Regions from separate parts of the Homo sapiens genome. Here region 2 is linked to region 1. A link is a contact called in ENCODE Hi-C or POLR2A ChIA-PET data. All regions are on one chromosome and are shown on one strand. The core of a region is the stretch at or near the end of the contact, and the rest is flanking DNA. Distances in the headings are between cores, read along the strand shown. Region 1 has its middle 190 kb from the start of RDUR. Region 2 has its middle 98 kb from the start of RDUR.

What was found. Hi-C counts contacts between places; a loop is a spot of excess contacts on that map. ChIA-PET counts read pairs that join two places held with the same protein, here RNA polymerase II (POLR2A).
Region 2: a loop to region 1 is called in a map of aorta, with 2.2 times the contacts of the local background. The contact joins two enhancer-like sites. A Hi-C loop is called at or near these places in 1 of 168 maps with a recorded cell type or tissue (aorta). POLR2A ChIA-PET finds 5 or more read pairs at or near these places in 2 of 52 experiments (T-cell and naive thymus-derived CD4-positive, alpha-beta T cell).

Annotation. Positions count from the first base shown.
Region 1 is chr3:102,128,588-102,132,521 of GRCh38, reverse strand. No RefSeq gene overlaps it. Among named protein-coding and RNA genes, the nearest start is that of RDUR, 190 kb to the right of the region's middle. Within about 2 kb of position 2,106, at least 14 of the 41 ENCODE cell types and tissues checked have a DNase peak (open chromatin) inside an H3K27ac peak, as active enhancers do.
Region 2 is chr3:102,036,661-102,040,594 of GRCh38, reverse strand. No RefSeq gene overlaps it. Among named protein-coding and RNA genes, the nearest start is that of RDUR, 98 kb to the right of the region's middle. Within about 2 kb of position 1,819, at least 4 of the 41 ENCODE cell types and tissues checked have a DNase peak (open chromatin) inside an H3K27ac peak, as active enhancers do.

The DNA.
Region 1 (3,934 bases), core at 857-3,356:
CTGTGGGAGTGTAGATAGAGGGAAGGCTATGATTTGTGGAACTGGTGGTGTCTCATGGGATGGTACTGGGAGTTCTGGAATGGGCCTGCTGTGGGATTCAGACATGCCTTATTGTTTAGGAAACTGAAGAATAGGTTGCATAGAAGCCCATTTCTTGTGTGCCTGAGCAGCCTCTAAGGAGAAAACTCAGGTCTGAGAAGGAGCCATGCATACTGAGTTTGGCTAATAACAAAAGATTAAGTTTTAGTGGGAGATGGACAGGGAAGTATGAGCCCAAAATGGGGGCTGTTACTCTGATATATCTCCAGTTGTACTCATAATTGGGTCCTAGAGAGAAGAGAAAGGCTGTAAGTAAAAATCTGAAAAGGAGGCTTAAAACTCAGCAAGACCTTAGTACAGCTTTGAGGTCTTGCTCCCAGAGTGTAGCACAGCAGAAAAATGGAGTCCTCCTTTTTGCTACAACCCACCCCACAGCAGGGCTTTACAAGGTTTCCAGGATCCATCAGTGCCTAAGGACATAGAAGGATCGAGCAGTGGTGCCCCACAATAGTTAAGTGGTTTGTGATGGCATGTGAGACCATCTCTGTTGGCAAAAATTCTTCAGGGGCACATTACAAGAAATTGAGGTTCTGTGAAAACAGGAGAGGCCAGAGTCAGTGTAACTGGTGTTGTTCACACTGTAATGAGACAATATCATGTTGTTGTTGATCATGTGAACTTGATAATTAAACCTGGATTCAAATTCAGGTTCCACACTAACTGGTTATGTGACCTTGTGCAAATGATTTACTAACATCTCCGGATCTGTTTTCTCATCTGCAAAATAGGGATAATCACGAGACCTAATTTAGAGCTGTTGTGAGGATTAAATAAGTAAAGAGCTTGAAAGAGTTCCTGGCATATAAGAAATGCTCAACAAGTGTTCGATATTTGTTATTGTTTGTTTTGCTTTGTTTCGTTTACTAATATGGGTACCTATGTGTACCTACTGACAGGTGATACCTAAGAAAATATGTGAAAGAAATAATTTCTTCATCGACAACAAAAGAACTTTTTACCACCAACAATAAGACTTGAGGGACTTCTACTGGGCTCATTGATTTATTTTTCTTTTAACTTTTTAGTTTTAGAGGTACATGTGCAGGTTTGTTATATAGGTAAACTTACGTCACACGGGTTTGTTGTACAGATTATTTTATGACACAATAGTCATTTTTTTTCTGCTCCTCTCCCTCCTCCCACCCTTTACCCTCAAGGAGACCTCAACGCCTATTGTTCTCTTCTTTGTGTCCCTGAGTTCTTATCATTCAGCTCCCACTTATAAGTGAGAACATTTGGTTTTCTGTTCCTGCATTGGTTTGCTAAGGACGATAGACTCCAGCTCCATCCATGTTCCTGCAACAGACATGATCTCATTCTTTTTTTATGGCTGAATAGTATTTCATGGTGTACATGTACCACATTTTATTTATCCAGTCTGTCACTGATGGACATTTAGATTGATTCCATGTCTCTGCTATTGTGAATAGTGCTGCAGTGAACATTTGCATGCATGTGTCTTTACGGTAGAATAATTTATATTCCTCTGGGTATATACCCAGAAATGGGATTGCTGGGTGAAATGGTAGTTCTGTTTTTAGCTCTCTGAAGAATCAATATGCTGCTTGCCGCCATGGTTGAGCTCCCACCAATGAATCTCCTATTTTCTCTCATAATCTTTCACTTGGATTACTATAATGCCCACCTGAGTGCACCTGGCTTCAATTCCACCCTCCATGTTACTCTTGGTATAAATTACAACCACAGTTATCTAGAGCCCTAGTTTTCTCAAGGAACAGGTGAATTTCCTTTTCATCTTATAGCAGAAAGTGGAGGGGCTACTCATTGATTTACAAATTTAAAAGTCCTGACTTGCTCAGTGTGACCCTGGAAAAAAGCACAAACAGCTCATATCTCTTAACACCCTACACTTGATCTTCCCAAGTTCAGTGTTTTTCATGTCCCTGCATCTCTCTGGATAACCTTATGAAACCCAACAAGGAACCAACTCAAGATGAGTAATGGTGTAGTGACTCAGAAAAGAACAAGATGTCTCTGAGTGAAAGAAAACAGTGTGCTCCAACAGCAGGAAACCAGGAGCAGTAATCAACAGGAGAGCCAAAACGCAGTCTTGAAGCAGCACAGCTGCCAACTGCTAAAAATTTCCTCAGGTTGCAAACGAATTAAAATAGTAACTGTGCTCTGGGTAAACTCCAGTGTCTAAAATATGTTGTCTTCCCCAGTCTCCTTAAGTAAGGTTACCTTTTGAGGCATGCTCTTTAAACATCTCTTTGGAACAGGAAGTTCCCAAGCTTCTATTTTGCTGTATGAAGCAAAATAGAATCTACCCACTGAGGAAGGATCTGTCAATTCACTTTTTATTTTTAGCTCTTGGGATGTAGTTGTGGTATATACTGCTAGCTTCCAAACCAATATCCTTCTTTTCTTTTTATTTTATTAACAGAGTCCACATTTCAGAGGGCACAGTAATGTTTACAGATAAAACTTATGTTACCCAGGTTTCCTTACATATAGCAGTAGCCACATGACATAGAGTTCCGGTTCAGAAAATATGAGCAGAAGTCATTGAGTAGGGCTTCTGGAAAAATTCTTAAAAGACTCAGCTAGCACACACCTTTTTTTTCTCCTTTTTCCTTTATCCTGTCTGAGATACAGGTAGAAGGGCTAGAAATGTAGCTGTAGCCATCATCTTGCAAACATAAAGGCAAGAGAATCATAAAGACCTTGGCCCAAAGAGCATCAAGCTGCTGAACTAATGCCAGCAAAGACTTACCTCTAGACTTCTTGTTATAATAGAAAATAAATCAAAATTTGATTAATTACTAATATTTGTGTCTGCTATAACATGTACCTGATTTTATTTTATTTTATTTTTTTATTATTATTATACTTTAAGTTTTAGGGTACATGTGCACAATGTGCAGGTTAGTTACATATGTATACATGTGCCATGCTGGTATGCTGCACCCATTAACTCGTCATTTAGCACTAGGTATATCTCCGAATGCTATCCCTCCCCACTCCCCCCACCCCACAACAGTCCCCAGAGTGTGATGTTCCCCTTCCTGTATCCATATGTTCTCATTGTTCAATTCCCATCTATGAGTGAGAGTATGCGGTGTTTGGTTTTTTGTCCTTGCGATAGTTTACTGAGAATGATGATTTCTAATTTCATCCATGTCCCTACAAAGGACATGAACTCATCATTTTTTATGGCTGCATAGTATTCCATGGTGTATAGGTGCCACATTTTCTTAATCCAGTCTATCATTGTTGGACATTTGGGTTGGTTCCAAGTCTTTGCTATTGTGAATATTGCTGCAATAAACATACATGTGCATGTGTCTTTATAGCAGCATGATTTATAGTCCTTTGGGTATACACTCAGTAATGGGATGGCTGGGTCAAATGGTATTTCTAGTTCTAGATCCCTGAGGAATCGCCACACTGACTTCCACAATGGTTGAACTAGTTTACAGTCCCACCAACAATGTAAAAGTGTTCCTATTTCTCCACATCCTCTCCAGCACCTGTTGTTTCCTGACTTTTTAATGATTGCCATTCTAACTGGTGTGAGATGGTATCTCATTGTGGTTTTGATTTACATTTCTCTGATGGCCAGTGATGGTTAGCATTTTTTTCATGTGTTTTTTGGCTGCATAAATGTCTTCTTTTGAGAAGTGTCTGTTCTTGTCCTTTGCCCACTTTTTGATGGGGTTGTTTGTTTTTTTCTTGTAAATTTGTTTGAGTTCATTGTAGATTCTGGATATTAGCCCTTTGTCAGATGAGTAGGCTGCGAAAATTTTCTCCCATTTTGTAGGTTACCTGTTCACTCTGATGGTAGTTTCTTTTGCTGTGCAAAAGTTTAGTTTAA
Region 2 (3,934 bases), core at 570-3,069, 92 kb after region 1:
TCTCAGATCTCAAGCTGCATGCTGGGAGAACCACTACTGTCTTCCAAGCTGTCAGACAGGGACATTTAAGTCTGCAGAGGTTTCTGCTGCCTTTTGTTTGGCTATGCCCTGCCCCCAGAGGTGGAGTCTGCAGAGGCAAGCAGGCCTCCTTGAGCTGCGGTGGGCTCCACCCAGTTCAAGCTTCCTGGCCACTTTGTTTACCTGCTCAAGCCTCAGCAATGGCGTGTTCCCCTCCCCCAGCCTCACTGCCGCCTTGTAGTTTGATCTCAGACTGCTGTGCTAGCAACAAGCGAGGCTTCGTGGCCATAGGACCCTCCAAGCTAGGTGCGGGATATAATCTCCTGGTGTGCCATTTGCTAAGACCATCGGAAAAGTGCAGTATATGGGTGGGAGTGACCTGATTTTCCAGGTGCCGTCTGTCACCCCTTTTCTTGGCTAGGAAAGGGAATTCCCTGACCCCTTGTGCTTCCCGGGTGAGGCAATGCCTCACACTGCTTCGGCTCACACTTGGTGCACTGCACCCACTGTCCTGCACCCACTGTCTGACAATCCCCAGTGAGATGAACCTGGTACCTCAGTTGGAAATGCAGAAATCATCTGTCTTCTGCATTGCTCGTGCTGGGAGCTGTAGACTGGAACTGTTCCTACTTGGCCATCTTGGAACCGCCCCCTCTTCCACTTATTATTCACTGGCCAGAACTAGGCATGTGGCCCCAACTGAAAGGCAAAAGAGGCTAGAAAATAAATGGAAACACATACAATGTTTGGTGAGCACTAGCTCTTTATGTCACAAGTGAATAGACTACATACTATAATAATTTTAATTTTTAAAAAATGGTTATCTCAGGATAACTTTATGGAATGTTGAAAATACAAGTTTACCTAACATCTGTTGTTCAGTTGTACATATAATCTACATTGTGTTTATACTGTGATTCCTCTGTGCCAGACTGAAAACATGAAGTAGACAATAGTAAAATAATTTCAACAAATGTCAACTGAACAAAATTTGAGATTACCTGGTAAATTGAGTATTAGTTTGGATATCCCTCTCCCGAAGATGTATTATAATGGCAATTGCTTTCTTTGCCAAGGAGTAATATTTATCTGTAAGGCTTTTTCCAATTAAGAAAATATTCAATGATGATAAAGTAGAAATATGATTTTTTTTCCTTCACTCTTCCAGATAGAAAGCAAATTCTGCCTGGTGTGGTGGCTCAAGACTATAATCTCAGCACTTTGAGAGGCCAAGGCAGACAGATCACTTGAAGTCAAGAGTTCAGGACCAATCTAGCCAACATGGTGAAACCCCCATCTCTATTAAAAATACAAAAATTAGCCAGGCATGGTGGCATGCACCTGTAGTCCCAGCTACTTGAGAGGCTGAGGTGGGAGAATCACTTGAACCTGGCAGGCAGAGGTTGCAGTGAGCTGAGATCACACCACTGCACTCCAGCCTAGGCAAAGAAGCAAGACTCCAAGAAAGAAAGAAAAGACAGGGAGGAAGGGAGGAAGGAAGGAAGGAAGGAAGGAAGGAAAGAAGGAAAGAAGGAAGGAAGGAAGGAAATTCTATCTTGGGCAGGAGTTGTAGATACATCATTATCCTGACAATCAGAACCATGATTTGGAAAGATTAATCTGATGGAAATATGCAAATAGGTTAAAAACTATTGTCAAAGAAAGCAGTTAAGCAGCTCATACCAAAGTTCAGCTGTGAAGTAAATGATGACTGTGTGCCGTTTCACACAAGAAGTACTTCATGAATAGGAACCTTCTTTCAGACTGAAACCAGAAACAATCTTAGTTGCTAAACTTCATTAGGAGAGAAGTTACCATGCATAAATGATATGTCTTATGACCACCGGATCTTCCAGATTCCCCTTCCAGTATGTTGGTGCCTTCAAGTGAGAGAGATAAAGTTCTCTCAGCTTCTTCTCTTGTGGCTGAGTTTGCCACAACCAGCAGCCCTGACACACACTATTGGTAAACAAAGCAGAAGTAATGTCACAAGGCATGGGCTTGCCGAGAAGGGTGCCCAAAATAGCAAACCTCATAGCTTAATTTAGAAGAATCTTTACAATGTCAAGCTTACAAAGGTTAAAAAAAAAAAAAAAAAAAGAAACAAAGAAAGAAAAAAGAAATGTGGGGCTAAGCATGGTGGTTCATGCCTGTAATCCCAACACTTTGGGAGGCTGAGGGCTGAGGTGAGGATATCTTGGGGCCAAGAGTTTAAGACCAGTCTGGGCACCATAGTGAGACACTCTCTCTAGAAAAAAAAAAAACTTAAAAATTAGCCCAGTGTGCTAGTTTGGGCCTGTAGTCCTAGCTACTCTGGAGGCCGATGAAGAAATCTCATGAGCCTAGGAGTTCAAGGCTGCAGTGAGCTATGGTCATACCACTGCACTCCAGTCTGGGCCACAGAGCAGGACCTTGTCCAAAAAAAAAGGGAATGTGGTAGCATTTTCAACAAGTATAAACTATGTGGTCTTGTCTATTCACAGATCATTTAAAGATGAAAGCTTTAATTGGGGGGAAAGCCATATCAGCCAATGGCACTGTGAATTTTTGGCAGAGGCATCATCAATTCTAATAACTTTTATCAAAACCAATGGTTTTAAGCATTCAAGCTTTTATTTACCCCTCTGTGGTCTGAAATAACCATTGGCGTTTGGAGCTGTTTTTGTTTATTTAATTTGGTTTTGTTTTAATTGGTCTTGAAGTCAACATACTCAGGATTTGCAATGTAGAAATGAGTTCTATGAAGGCAGCAGATTCTTGATTTCTTTCGGTCTATAAGTCTTCCCCATTAAAAGCCTATACTCTGGCCAATAAGAACTAGAAGTAGAAAATAAAGTTAAAAGCAAGCTCAACATAGTGAGGTTCTAACTCCATATGTTGCGTTTATGGAGGCTTGTTTCTCTAACTCTTTCCTGGTCCTCAGACACCATGGGAGAATAAAAGTAAGCCACTGGTACCTTCTTCTGCCGTAAACTTTTCTCCAACATAAACACATATTTATGTTGACATGAACATAAACACACAGTCACACACACTCATTGCTTTGGAAATGGTAATTCCCATTAGAAACATGCAAGTTTAAATTTAATGTTCTTTGTACTTAGTGGTAATTCACTTATACTTATTTTCTTTGAGAGAGTGAGACAGGAAAGAATCTCAAGAATCTTTAAAGAAATGCAGAGAAGGCTAGCTGTGCCAGGTAACTGACGAAAAGCAAATTAAGGTCTCCGTTTTCAAAAGAAGAATGAAGTTAGATTTCACAAACTCAAATAATGAAAATATTATCAAAGGCAGGCTGAGCACAATGTCTCATGCCTGTAATCCCACCACTTTGAGAGGCCATGGTGGGCAGATCAGTTGAGTCCAGGAGTTCAAGACCAGCCTGAACAACACAGTGAGACCTTGTGTCTAGAAAAAAAGAAAAAGAAATAAAATATTATCCACGACATTAATAAACAGATAGCTTGTGAACTTAAGAAGGGGAAATGATAGGTCACTAGAAGACATCGTGGATGCACTAAGAACACATTATATGAGGCTGAGTTCATTTCCATTTTTGAGAATTCAACTAAGTATAAGAGCAGAACTCCATAACTATTGTGTATTTAGAGTTTATAATACATTTCATCTTTCATAATCTCCATGAATACCAGTGAAGAAGTAGAGGCTAAATGCTAGTGGCGTTCAGTGGTTTAACGTAGAGTTGAATGACTAAACTCCCCAGGCTCAGAATCTGTGCCCACCTGAGTTAGTTGCCCAGTGGCTTGACACAGGGCTCATTCTTATCTCTTTGCTACTTAACCCATTTATCAAGAACTTCCATAGCTTCCATAGGGACCTAGATATCATGGATATCAAATGTGATAACCTAAAATTATAAGACTTGTTGATAATTAGCTCCAAAAATATCTCAGCA